2 separate regions of the Homo sapiens genome follow, and region 2 is linked to region 1. Evidence: read pairs that join two places in POLR2A ChIA-PET (ENCODE). Cell type or tissue: OCI-LY7. All regions are shown on one strand. Each heading gives the region's core, and the rest is flanking DNA. Links, peaks and the distances in the headings are about the cores only. Region 1 holds the start of LOC105370832 (a long non-coding RNA gene). Region 2 overlaps ZNF280D (zinc finger protein 280D).

What was found. Peaks named below come from ENCODE experiments on the same cell type or tissue, not always from the same donor. Only the 100,000 strongest peaks of a DNase experiment are listed, where the experiment ranks them.
Region 2: POLR2A ChIA-PET joins it to region 1 with 6 read pairs; 2 of 35 experiments call an interaction of 5 or more read pairs at or near these places.

Annotation. Positions count from the first base shown.
Region 1 is chr15:56,599,435-56,606,957 of GRCh38, forward strand. LOC105370832 (a long non-coding RNA gene) reads right to left here and starts at 6,162. Exons shown (of 4, transcript XR_007064652.1): 1 at 5,942-6,162. In OCI-LY7, for the core only: no CTCF peak of the experiment used is centred there; a DNase peak (open chromatin) is centred at 3,027.
Region 2 is chr15:56,665,364-56,672,886 of GRCh38, forward strand. It overlaps ZNF280D (zinc finger protein 280D), which reads right to left. Exons shown (of 22, transcript NM_017661.4): 14 at 3,460-3,594; 15 at 1,316-1,623; 16 at 1,032-1,172. Among named protein-coding and RNA genes, the nearest start is that of ZNF280D, 64 kb to the right of the region's middle. In OCI-LY7, for the core only: no CTCF peak of the experiment used is centred there; no DNase peak of the experiment used is centred there.

The sequences.
Region 1 (7,523 bases), core at 1,022-6,021:
TGGAAAAACATCTCACTGTGAAATGTGTCATCCTCCAGGAGTTTCATCAATTGTTTTGCCCACCAGCTACAATAAAGCTAACGCATTTACTAATGTAAAATAGCACACTGGTTTTGTTGAGGTTTATTTACTATTCTAATGATTATTTCAGTGGAGCCAGGGCTCTAAATGACAGCCACATGGATAATTGCATTGTAATGTGTTTTCTTTTCAATTTAATCAGGTTTAATTTTGTATCTAATAGAACTAGTGCCTTTAAAATGTTGTGGTTGGTATAATATGAATGAAAAATGCATAATTTATTTGTAAAATGTTTGAACATCTTAGTTCTAGTACCATCTACTGTGTTCTTTTCAAAGTACTGCTTAATAGCAATAAGAACAAGTCATTGCTCATTTTATAAATTGTTTCATATTTGAGAATTTGTATTCTAGATTTATTATAAATTCTACTAACTAGGAAAGGTAAGATTGTTAGCTCTCTTTTCTGTAAACCTTGAGCTTTGTGATTGCTATCCTTTTGAAATGGAACTTGATACCTACAAGGGCCACTTACTGAAACTTTTGCTGTCACAGATTTGTCAATTTAAATCTAAAGCACTGTGTAGTAGGCTGTTTTCATTGCTGTAAAGGAATACCTAAGAGGGGGTAATTTATAAAGAAAAGTTTATTTTGACTCATGATTCTGTAGGCTGTACAGGAAGTGTGGTGCTGGTGGCTGTTTCTGTTGAAGGCCTCACGAAGCTTACAATCATGCTGGAAGGTAAAGAGCGAGGTGTATCACATGACCAGAAAGAACAGGAAAGAGAAGAGGGAGGTCTTAGATTCTTTTAAACAGCCAGATTCCATGTGAACTAACAGAGTAAGAATGCACTCATTACCACGGGGGAGGACATCAAGCCCTTCATGAGGAATTCTCCCCCATGACCCAAACACCTCCTACTAGGACCCACCTTTAACATTGGGGATCACAATTCAACATGATATTTGGAGGGACAAACATCCAAACTATATCACACTGTCACTTGCCTCTTTATTCTCTTCATGGTATATTTTGATAACTGGATCTTATAATATAGTAAAATTTATCAATTTTCTTTTATATATAATTTCTTATATATAATCGATAATTTATCAATTATATATAAAATTGATAATTTATCAGTTATCAATTATGGTTAATACTTTTTGTATTCTGTTCAAGAAACTTTTCTATATTTCAAAGTCATAAAGACATTCTTTTTATATTATCTGTCAAAGTTTTATTATTTAGTTTTTCACACATAGATTTATAATCCACCCTGAATTGTTTTCATGATGATGTGAGGTAGGGTAAAGTTTATGTTTTTTCATCTGAATAGACTTTTCTTTCCTCTCTAAACTGCAGTACCACCTTTTACTAAATCCAGGTTCATCCATCTATGCATGTTTTTGCTCTGGGCTTCCTATTCTAATTCAATGGTCTGTTTAAGAATTCAGCAAGCCTTTTTTGTAAAGGCTTTTTTATGGGTCAAGAGGTGTGATAGTGGCTAGGTGTGGTGACTCACACCTATAATCCCACACTTTGGGAGGCCAAGATGGGAGGATCACTTGAAGCCAGGAGTTCAAGACCAGCCTGGGCAACAAAGTGAGACCCCCCCAATCTCTACAAAACATAGAAACAATTGCATGTGCCTGTAGTCCCAGCTACTCAGGAGGCTGAGGTGAGAAGGATCACTTAAGCCCAAGAGTTCAAGGCTGCAGCGAGCTATGACCGCACCACTGGACTGAAGTCTCAGTGACAGACAGAGACCTTGTCTCTTAATAAAAAGTTGTGATAGTAAATATTTTGGACTCTGTGGGCCAACAGGCAAAATTGAAGATACTGTACAGATTTTTATGTAACAAGAGGGAAAACAAATTTCCACAAATTTTTAATTGATGAAAATCAAAATATAATAAAAATTGAGTACAAATTTTTGTTATAGTTGTCTACTAGTGAGAAGAACTGAACTTTTTTTTTTAATGGCAGGGATAATATTTTTGCTAAATTGGGATTCATAGTTAGTGTTCCCTATCATAAAAATCATTTGCAACTGTTTATATGTTAATGCTAATTTGTGATGAGCTTTTATGTATTTCATCATTAAAAATATCTTTTTATACACAGTAACTACTATAAAATACTAATATTGAGCCACTCATGTGACTTTTATTGAACATACTCATCATTTGGAAGGCATTTACAGAATCTCATTTTAGCATGTCATTACATTGCAGGTTAATCACTTTCTAGTTAAACGGTTAGGTGGAAGCTCCTCAATTTCACCGTTAAATTAATTTCAAAATATGGAAATTCCCTTTGCACTTGCATCAAAGTCCCAAAAACTCTACTGGAAAGGCAGTTTGAGCTTGGAAAATATATCTACTGCAAATGGTATAGTATTGAAGATCTTGTTTCTTGTTTCAATTTTTGCTAGCATGGGAAGTATATAAAGCTACTTGTCATTTTTTATGATTTAAAAATTAATTGTCAAAATGACTTTAATTCAGTATAAGTTTCACATCCTAAGCATTGTTTTGCTTTGTAATTTTGGGTTGAATTTATTAAACAACTATCAAGTTTGCTGCAAAAGGTAATTTCTAAAGCCATTCAGTGTTTGATATACTGGTTGAGGTGGTTCTTATTGTTCAGAAAAATTGCAATCTCAGCCCTGAGCTCAAAAATCACAGTAAAACTTTACCACTGCTAAGCCATAAAACTACTGTTTGATGGGGAAAATCTAAGTATTCAACTTATACTTCAGACAAAAATTCTTGGAAGTAATGAAGTCCACAAGAGCAAATGAAGTTCATTGTTGTTCTACCGGTTCAATATCACATGATAGATTCAAATATTTTCCTCAAAATACCTACGGATGAGTAATACAATGAAAAACCAAGGCTTTAATCAACTTACACTTTCACAACCTTTATAAATTTGTCAACCAAAGCCTTTGCCTGCTCCAGATGTTTTTACCACCATCCATTATAACACATCTTAGTAGATTCCACTTCAGATTTTACTGAATTAATGTTTTCCCAACTTCTGTGAAAATAAATCTCACCTGTAGTTTCTCTATATAAAGAGTCTAATACTTATTTCACCTCAAATTTGGCATTGTCTTTAGGAATAAACAAATGATCAGCAGCAATATGATCTGTGGACTCATCCAGTCAAGGAAAACAACTTGAAATCATTTGCCCTTATTCTTTAGTTTGTTACTGATGTTTCTTCTCTTCAAGTAACTGTTCTCACCATAAGCCTAATAGTCATAAATAATTTTCTCTAGACACATTTTTTTCTCTCTTGCAATCAAACAATCTAATTAACCTACCAGTGGTAAATGGCTTTCTTCATGTGACTAACAAACGAGCCACTTGGAAACTCACTTTGGTTACAGTCTCCTTCACTGTTTCTTTGTAAATAAGTTATGTTATAATAAAATATTGTTTTAAATTTTTTAATTTTTCTGACCATTGTATTCCTGAGAGTTGGGAATATCATGATAAGTGTTTAGTCCAGCAAGCAGATGTATACTACATTCTTATAGCACAACTCTAATGTTATTCCATGATAAATACAACACTTTGCCATCTAATTTGACAGCAAAATAATCCACACTTCACTGCGTCTTTAAAACATGACATTTAGAGTCTACTATTCCCTTCCTTTGTTTTGACATGATTGGTAAGACTAGTAACAAAAAAAAATATTGTGGTATGGTGGTACACTTGGAATTCTATCCCGTTATACCTACATTACTGTGACTTATAGTGCACTCAGCAGCAGTGTGAATTAATAAGAGTGACACATATGATTTCTGTTGCAACTACTCAACTCTACCATTGTAGTGTAAAAGCAGCCATAGGCAATATGTGAGCAAATGAGCATAGTTGTATGCTAATACATTTGCATTCATCACTGAAATTTAAATTTTATGTAATTTTCAGGTGTCATAAGATATACTGTTTTTTCTGAACCATTAAAAAATGTAAAAACTCCTCTTAGCTTGCAGGCTGTACAAAAACAGGCAGCATATAGATTTGGTCCATGGGCCACAGTTTCCCAGCTCCTAAAAATGCTAATCGTCCAGAATAGTATTTATCAAAATTTGTTTTGAGGAGCTCTACTCTTGAGAAATCTTTCTCAAAAATAAAAAGTCAAATAACCTTATAGGAAGCCATATACTATACATCCCACTTGTAGATTCATGCTGAGAAATTCTGAAATACAGAAACTCACCTATTGTTGCCTAATCCAGATGTAATGATATTTATTTATTTTCCAGGTAATTCTTATTTACACAGAATTTCTGTTTGCATGCCTTAGAACCAAGGTGTGGTACATACTTCAAGAAGAGTTGATATGGTCCAGTAATACTTACTTGACACATTAGTGAAGTGAAGTAACAAAGTTCTGAGAATAAAAAAGTTTTTATTTTTCTAGAAAAGCACTGCCCATAAATTGGCTTTAATAATAATAACCAAAACCAAGTTTTAAACCCATGCTGCTTCATCTTCCTCATCCTGAAAACACTTTTGGCATTTAGGATAAGATAGTGTGTTTAACTACTACAGGAGTTTAATTGTTGGTTGAATCCAGCAATAAATTCATATCTTTTTATTTATTGATGTTGTAATCTGGAAGTAGGTTTAGAAGCCTTGTGTTTAGTCTGAAAATAATGTTTTAGTGGTAAAGGTTCCCACCATCTATCCTAGGAAAGGACTGATTGTTTTCTGCTAGTGGCATCAGGTAGCCTCGAGAATTAGGTTTTAAATTTATCCTAATGTATCAATAATAACTTGGCATCAGTAACCATGCTTCTGAAAGCCACAACATTCATCATCAAGCTGCTACTTTCAGCCTATCCTATTGCCTTTCTCAAGTTAAGTTATTCAATCGGCCCTTCATTGAATGCCTATTATGTGTTAGGATGTTCTAGGTCAATAGCTGTCCTAGTTTTAACCCTTAAAGGCTTAAAATTGGGAAGCCTGGATCCTAACCACAGCAATTCCTCTTTCTAGACTATAGCAAGAGCACTGGGTTTATTTTTATATAGCTTCACTCTTTCTTACACGCAAAAATTAAAACCAGGGTCTTGAAGAGATATTTGTACACTCAAGTTCACAGCAGCATCATTCACAATAGCTAAAATATGGAAACAACCCAAGTGTCCATCAACAGATGAATGGATATACAAAACGGAGTATTATTCAGCTTTGAAAAGGAAGTACATTCTGACATATACTACAACATGAATAAACCTTGAGGACATTATGCTAAGTGAAATAAGCCAGTCACAAAAAAGACAAATACTACATTATTCCACTTTTATGAGGTATTAGAATAGTCAAAATTAAACAGGTAGAAAATAGAATTGTGATTGCCAGGGGATAGGGAAAGTGGGCAATGTACAGTAATTACTTAACGGGTATAGAGTCTCACTTTTACTAGATGCAAGAATTCTGGAGATGAACTGTCACAAGAATAGACATATAGATAAATGGAATAGAACTGAGAATCCAGAAATAAACCTATAGGTATGGCAGATTTTTTTCATTTTTTGTTGCTATATATATGTAAGATAAAATTTACTCTTAACCATTTTCAGTGTACAATTCAGTGGTATTAAGTACATTCATATGTCTATTCTTGTGCCAGCACCACACTGTTTTGATTACTGTAGCTTTATAGTAAGTTTTGAAATCAAGAAGTGTTTGCCCTCCAACTTTGTTATTCTGTTTTGGCTATTTGGGGCCCCTTACAATTCTATAAAGGTTTGAATATTGGCTTTTCCATTCCTGAGAAAAGAAAGGCTATTGGAGTTTTGACAGGGATAGCATTGAATCTGTAGACTGCTTTGGGTATTGCCATCTTAACAATAGTAAGTCTTCTAATCCATGGACTCGGTATGTCTTACCATTTAATTCGTTCCTCTTTAACTTCTGCCAGCAATTTTTTGTAGTTTTCAGTGTCCAGGTCTTTCACCTCTTGGTTAAATTTATTCCCAGGTATTTTATTCTCAGATCTATTGTAAGTAGATTGTTTGTTGTATTAGTCTCTTTTCACGTTGCTATAAAGAACTACCTGAGAATAGGTAATTTACAAAGAAAAGAGGTTTAATTGACCACAGTTTCACAGGCTGTACAGAAGCTTGGCTAGGGAGGCCTCAGGAAACTTACAATGGTGGTGGAAGGTGAAGGGGAAGGACGAACATCCTACATGCCTGGAACAGGAAGAAGAGCACAAGCAGATGGAGGTGCTACACACTTTTAAACAATCAGATCTTGTGAGAACTCTATCATGAGACAGCACTGCGGGAATGATGCTAAACCATTAGAAACCATCCCCATGATCCAAACACCTCCCACCAGGCCCCACCTCCAACATTTGGCATTACAATTCAACATGAGATTTGGGTGGGCACACAGAGCCAAACCATATCAATTATTTTCTTGGTTTCCTTTTTGGGTTATTCATTGGTGGTATACAGAAACTCAAATGATTTTTGCACGTTGATCTTGTATCTTACAAATTACGGAATTTATTAGCTCTAGTAGCTTTCTTGTGGATTATTTGGGATTTTCTACATATAAGATCATATCATCTGTGAATAGTTTTACTTTTTCCTTTTTAATCTGGATGCCATTTTATCTTTCATCTATCTATCTATCTATCTATCTATCTATCTATCTATCTATCTATCCATCCATCCATCTATCTGTTTTGGCTAAAACTTCCAATACAATGTCAAATAGCTGTGGTGAAAGCAGGCATGTTTGTCTTGTTCCTGATCTTGGGGAAAAGGATTTTAGTCTTGCACCACTGAGTATGATTTCTGCTACGAGTTTTTCATAATTGCCCTTTCTCATGTTGAGGAAGTTCCCTCTCATTCCTAGTTTTCTTGGAGTGCAGTGGCACGTTCTTGGCTCACTGCAAGCTCTGCCTCCCGGGTTTACACCATTCTCCTGCCTCAGCCTGCAGAGTAGCTGGGACTACAGGTGCCTGCCACCACGCCTGGCTAATTTTTTGTATTTTTAGTAGAGAAGGGGTTTCACCGTGTTAGCCAGGATGGTCTCAATCTCCTGAACACGTGATCTGCCCGCCTCAGCCTCCCAAAGTGAGTTTTCTAAGTTTTTATCATGAAAAAGTGTTGGATTTTGTCAAGTATTTTTTCTGCATCAACTGAGATGATCATGTGGCGTTTTTACATTCCATTAATATGGTATATTACACTTATTTTCTCATGTCAAAACACCCTTGGATTCCTGGGATAAATCCTATTTGGTCATGGTATATAATCTTTTAATATGTTGTTGGATTTGGCTCGCTAATATTTTGTTGAGAATTTTTACATCTATATTACTTAGGGATATTGCTCTGTGACTTCCTTTTCTTGTGAGGTCTTTATCTGATTTTGGTATCAGGGTAACGCTGGCATCAAAAACAAGTTAGTAAGTGTTCTCTTCTACTTTTTGGAAAATTGAGGATTGGTGCTAATT
Region 2 (7,523 bases), core at 1,600-6,599, 67 kb after region 1:
ACCCATTCTGAAGGAATAAAGTATTCCCCTAATGAGATCTAAAAATGAAAATAATGCAGACTCTGAAGGCTTTTCCTAACATAGTGTAAATAGTAAGTACTCAAATAATCTAAGTTGAATGAATTAATGAAAAAGAATTCCAAAAGTGGCATCATGGTGGAATGGTGTCTCATTTTCACTGAATGGATGCAAGTATAGATGGCCTGACAGATGGATAAAAAGACAGTTGGAATACAGAAAGAGAAACAGACTCCACTGAAAATCTTAAAGTCTCTCAAAGTGACTGCTTTAAAGAGGATGACGCCACTACAGCCTGGGCGACACAGCGAGACTCCGTCTCAAAAAAAAAAAAAAAAAAGGAGGATGACGCTCATGAGATTACAAGTATTTATTTAGTAAATATATTTAAAAATTTAAAATTCTGTTGGAAAGTAACCATTATTGAAACACCAATGGGGCAATAAAAAGTTCCATGGAAAAACTATTTCCCAGCCGGGTGCAATGGCTCATGCCTGTAATCCCAGCACTTTGGGAGGCCAAGGCGGGCAGATCACTTGAGGTCAGCAGTTTGAGACCAGCCTGGCCAACATGGTGAAACCCTGTCTCTACTAAAAATCCAAAAACTAGCCAGGCATGGTGGCTCACACCTGTTGTCCCAGCTACTCAGGAGGCGAAGGCAGGGGAATTGCTTGATCCTGGGAGGCAGAGGTTTCAGTGAGCTGATGCCACTGCACTCCAGCCTGGGCAACAGAGCGAGACTCCATCTCAAAAAAATAAAAAAGAAAAACTATTACCCTAACAAACCTATTCTAATTTCATTAGCTTAATTTTTCTTACAATTTTAGTCCCATAATTTCTAGTTACTATGCTGAGAAATAGGACCAGGCAATATCCTAAAAGTTCCTTATTGTTAGATCCTTTTAGCTCCTTGAAGAGAAAAACTGGCTTCTAATAGGATAACTTTGTTTTTGAAACAGAAACTTGCTGAACTATAATTTTAATTGGCAATTTACACATTTAATTCATCTTACCTCATCATATGATTTACATAGGCTTTGCTACAGCTAGTGTTGTATCTGCAAAAACTACAGTGGACGTACGTAGGAAAGTGGTTTGCAAAATCTTTTATTTCGGAACAACACTCAATGCATTTGTGAATGCCCCGACGATACCTTAGGGAGACATTAAAAAAATGATAAAAATATATTTTAAAACAAAAATAATAAGGAAGAGCCTTAATAATGTTCTCTTAACTAAAGTATAAGTTTTTATACTTAAGTTTAAATTATATTGTATATCAGGAATAAAAGATTACCTTAAATTCCTCAATGCTGTATTGACTTTACTTTTTTTATTGCTACTAGCCAATGTGCTTTGTTTCTTTTGCATATTAGAGATTTTTGGTTTGTATTTAGATTTACTTCCATTAGGCTTACTTGTATTAGGTTTACTTGCGTTGGATTTGACTGTATTAGGTTTACTTGTATTAGATTTTGCAGGATTTTTAGCAGTTATATTTTTAGTCCTTGGAGGTGAGAGCTGAAGGGTAGAAGCACTTGCACTAATGGAAGGTGTAGGTGAAGCTCCTGATTGCAGAGGTCCAACTGAAGCTCGAATAGTAACCTACAAAAATAAAGAGAAGATTTGCTTTAAGAGATTAATCAGTACATTAATATTAAAATATCATGGTACAAAAATAGTTAAAAATCAAGAATTTTGAAAAAAGCACATATAAACTACAATCAGGTAAGTCTCCCATTTATTCTAAATGTTCAAACTATTAAATGATATTAAACTTGATATTAAGTTGTAATATTACATTTTTGTATTGATATCAGTTATATGTTAACACAGTTATCAGTGAATAATTAGGAGTTAATACAAATTATATGAATATACAAAGAGCACATTCCATAGCTATTTTTATGCCCTGACTTAACTTTAAGAAATTCACAAGCATAGAGCTCAAAATTTAAATCTCAAGCCTGAAAAATAATTCTAGAAAGGCCTAAATTACCCTTTAACAACTATAAAAGAAACAGATCTACAGTAAATGTGATCTCCTCTTTCCAGGGGCTCAGTGCCCAAGATTTATGCTTACAAATGTTATGGGAGGAGTTACATCAATTTATTATACTGCATAGAGGGCTAAATAATATTCAGAAATTTCTTAAAGTAAACTAATACAAAGTTCATCATTTAGTATTCAGAATGAGAAAATGTTTAATTTCATCTGTTGGTTGACAATGAAAAACACAAGTGCCTACCAACATTCTGGTTAATCATTTGACTATACCCTCCTCCGGTATTTGAGGAACAGTCAATAAGGAAGTCCTATGACATACATGTGCTTGGGTAACATACAATGGCACTGGACCAGGAATCAAAAGGCCTTCCTAGCCATGTGACCTTGAACAAGGAACTTATCCTCTCTATGCTTCTTCACATCTATAACATGGGGCAATACCTGCCTTATTAACCTCAGTGGATTGTGGTATGAATTAGACAACAGAATGTATGAAAAAGTACACTGAAAGTCTAATTCTAAGGTGCTATAAAAACATTTAGTATCATTATCATTAATATTATTATTATTAATAAGGGAAAAAATGAGAGAGGACTGCACTGCTTACATTAGTGTTCTGCATGTCTAGTCCCAACATGGAATGAATGGATTGCAGGGAAGGATGCTGGATAGCTTCTCTTGCTATCATGTCTTCAGAGCATGGCTTTATATTGTTTTAGTTAATTCAAATAACAGACATACCCACATTCAAAGGAAAGTACCCAAAGCCAAAAATAAATGTTTTGGGGATTATTCACTTTGGATTATCCATGCCTCTGTTTCCCTCCACTGGAGCAAATATTCAAGAGCTGACTGTATATAAAGAAGTCAGAGAAAACAGATGTACATAAGGCAAAAAGGGAAAAGTAAATTACAATCATCAGTATGCAGTCAGACATGTGTTTGCTCACTTAAAACACAATGCTATCCAGCAGTAGAACTTGCTTCTCAGAGTAAACTCAGTAATAACAACTGCAACAAACATCTGAGAACTTATGGAACTCAAGGCACTGTACCAGATGCTGGGGACACAAAGATAAATAAAACATGATTCCTGATCTCAAGCATCTTATAGTTTAGCAACTAAAGTCAACATATACACTTTCAACTGAAAGCTCAAAAATAGCCTATAAAATATTGAAACAACCCATTGACCCAGGAAAAGTTAATTGAGTTGTACTTTTTAAAAAGGACTACTACTCTAACCTAACAGCTATCACTGAACTCAAAACAATGGTTAGAAGTTTTTCCTTCTACACATAAAATTAAAACCTAAAATTAGAGTCTGAGCAAAAATCTGAAGTCATTTAAAAATACATTCAATATATAAAGCCGGGCAGGAGTTAATTTCTATTATCATACAAAATGTTAAAATACAATATATTTTAACTCACTTTTGTTCCAGGAGGCAATCCTTCTAGTTGTTTAGGTTTTATAAATGTTCGATGGTGTTGAGTCTTATGATCCATTTTCTCCTTGCATGTCAAAAACTGCAGCCTGCATTTTGTACAACGATGTATTCCTTTTTTCTGTTTAGAAAAAAACAGAAAAAGGGGGAAAAATAATTTCAAAAACTACAAATCCTGTGTCCTGAAACTGCTGACTTAATTTTAATGATACCTAAATAATGTAAAAACTTGCGGTTTAACATCTCCTATCATAATAATATAAAATGCCTCATTTTTTAAAAGTCATTACATTAGTATTTGGGTTTCAAAAGTGTTCGCTACTATGTAAGAACTGTACATGAAAGTTCTATCAATAGGTTCTAATAAAACTTCTATTAATTGTGGTGAGAAATCTCTTTCGATTATAAACTTGAAGTAAACACATACTTTGAAAATGAGATGTACTACGTTTTTATCCTAGAAAAAGGAAATTATTTCTAATTTTTGCTATTTCTAGTTGGTTGAAAAGTTGGTAAAATAAATTAAACTCTCTAAAACCAAATAAATCTAACCAGACATTTCAAAGAAGGTTATTTTATAGAAGTGGTTACATAAACCAATGCTGTCCAATAATATCTCCTATGATAATGAAATATTTGAGAGCTGTATTGTCCAACACAGTAGCCACTAGCCACATGTGGTTATTGAGCACCTGAAATGTGGCCACTGTGACTAAGGAACTACATTTTTAATACTGTTTAACTTTAATTAATTTAAATCTAAAAAGCCATATGTGGCTAGTAGCTACTACATCAGACAATGTGGATGAAGAGGCATAAAACAGAACAACTGAACTTACTGAGAACCCCTTGACTGAGTCCCTCCTCAAACCCAGTCCTGTCATTATTCTACAGATGGGAAATGGGACCCAAAAAAATGCTAAGGCACTTCCCCATAGCTAGTTACTGACATTACCAGGGCCCTGATCCAGTGTTCTTTCTACTACAGATTATCAACTGCAATTTTTACCCTCATTATTTTATATATATATATATTTTATATATATATATATTATATATATATATAATATATATATATTATATATATATTATATATATATTATATATATATATTATATATATATATTATATATATATAATATATATATTATATATATATATTATATATATATAATATATATATATAGTGGTTTTAGAGAAACCACTCTTTTGTAGTTATATGTTGTTTTACATATATATATATATATACACATGCACACACACATAATTATACAACATATAATTATAAAGGAATGCCTTATCTAAAGCTGTATCTCTGCCAGATACATCACTATGTCCATTGAAATACAACTGTTTATTTATTTATTTATTAACTTTTAAGCTCAGGGAACATGTGCAGGATGTGCAGGTTTGATACACAGGTAAACGTGTATCCCGGAGGTTTTTTGTACAGATTATTTCATCACCCAGGCATTCATTAGTTATTTTTCCTGATCCTCTCTCTCCTCCCACCCTCTGCCCTCTGGCAGGCCTAAGTATGTGTTGTTCCCCTCTATGTGTCTTGTGTTCTCATCATTTAGCTCCCACTTATAAATGAGAAAACACGGTATTTTTCTGTTCCTGCATTAGTTTGCTAAGGATAATGGCCTCCAGCTCCATCCATGTCCCTGCAAAGGACATGATCTCATTCCTTTCTTTGGCTGCATAGTATTCCATGGTGTATATGTACCACATTTTTTTCATCCAGTCCACCACTGATGGGCATCTAGGCTGATTGCATGTCTTTGCTATTGTGAATAGTGCTACAAAGAACATATGTGTGCATATGTCTTAACAGAACGATTTATATTCTTTTGGGTATATACCCAGCAATGGGATTGCTGGGTGGAATGCTATTTCTGTCTCTAGGTCTTCAAGGAATTGCCACACTCTCTTCCACAATGGTTAATTTACACTCCCACCAACAGTATAAAAGCACTCCTTTGCTCCATAACCTTGCTAGCATCTATTATTTTTTTATCTTTTAATAATAGCCATTCTGACAGGTGTGAGATGGTATCTCACTGTAGTTTTGATTTGCATTCCCTAATGATCAGTGATGTTGAGTTTTTTTTCATATCATTGTTGGCCGCATGTATGTCTTCTTTTGAGACGTGTCCATATCCTTTGCCCGCTTTCTAATGGGGTTGGTTTCTTTCTTGTAAATCTGCTTAAATTCCTTATAGATGTAGATATTAGACCTTTGTCAGATGCATAGTTTGCAAAAATTTTCTCCCATTCTGTAAGTTGTCTGCTTACTTTGTTGACAGTTTCTTTTGCTGTGCAGAAGCTCTTTAATTAGATCTCATGTGTCAATTTTTGCTTTTGTTGCAATTGCTTTTGGTGTCTTCATCATGAAATCTTTGCCTTTGCCTATGCCTATGTCCTGAATGGTATTGCCTAGGTTTCTTCTAGGGTTTTTATAGTTTTAGGTTTTACATTTAAGTCTTTAATCCATCTTGGGTTAATTTTGGTGTATGATGTAAGGAAGGGGTCCAGTTTCAGTTTTCTGCCTATGGCCAGCCAGTTTCCCAATGACCATTTATTGAATAGGGGAATCCTTTCCCCATAGCTTGTTTTTGTCAGGTTTGTCGAAGATCAGATGGTTGTAGGTGTGCGGTTTTATTTCTGGGTTCTCTATACTATTCCATTGTTCTATGCATCTGTTCTTGTTCCAGTACCAAGCTGTTTTGGTTACTATAGCCCTGTAGTATAGTTTGAAATCAGGTAGTGTGATTCCTCCAGCTTTGTTCTTTTTGCTTAGGATTGACTTGGCTATTCGGGCTATTTTTCGTTCCATATGAATTTTAAAATGGCTTTTCCTAGTTTTGTGAAGAATGTCCATGGTAGTTTAATGGGAATAGCACTGAATCTATAAATTACTTTGGGCAGTATGGCCATTTTCATGATATTGATTCTTCCTATCCATGAGCATGGAATGTTTTTCCATTTGTTTGTGTCATCTCTGATTTCTCTGAGCAGTGATCTGTTTAATAGTTCTCACTGCAGAGATCATTCACTTCCCTTGTTAATTGTATTCCTAGGTATTTCATTCTTTTTCTGGCCATTGTGAAGGGGAGTTCATTCATGATTTGGTTCTTGGCTTGCCTGTTATTGGTATATAGAAAAGCTAGTGATTTTTGCACATTGACTTTGTACCTTGGGACTTTGCTGAAGTTGCTTATCAGCTTAAGAAGCTTTTGGGCTGAGATGATGGGGTTTCTAGATATAGGATCATGTCATCAGCAAACAAAGATAGTTTGACTTCCTCTCTTCCTATTTGAATGTGCATTGTTTCTTTCTTTTGCCTGATTGCCCTGGCCAGAACTTCCAGTACTATGTTGAATAGGAGTGGTGAGAGAGGGCATCCTTGTCTTGTGCTGGTTTTCAAGGGGAATGCTTCCAGCTTTTGCCCATTCAGTATGATACTGGCTGTGGGTTTGTCATATATGGCTCTTATTATTTTGAGGTATGTTCCCTCAGTACCTAGTTTATTGAGAGTTTTTAACATGAAGAGATACTGACTTTTATCAAAAGCCTTTTCTGCATCTATTGAGATAATCATGCGATTTTTGTCTTTAGTTCTGTTTGTGATGAGTCACATTTATTGATTTGCATATGTCGAACCAACCTTCCAACCTAGGGATAAAGCCTACTTGATCATGGTGAATAAACTTTTTGATGTGCTGCTGGATTCAGTTTGCCAGTATTTTGGTGAAGATTTTTGCATCGAGGTTCATCAAGGATATTGGCCTGAAGTTTTGTGTGTGTGGTTTTTTTTGTGTGTGTTTGTTTGTTTGTTTGTTTTTGGCACAACCAATTATTTATAAAAATCAAGTGAAGTAATATATAAGGAAGTACCTAGCACAGTTACTGGCATACAGCAAGCACTTCATAAATGAAAGTTCTTTATAAAATTCAAAGCAATATATAAATATGTGTTACAATTCTATTAATAGCTGGATCTTAAGTTTTTTTTTTCTTAACACAAGGTCTCACTCTGTCATCCAG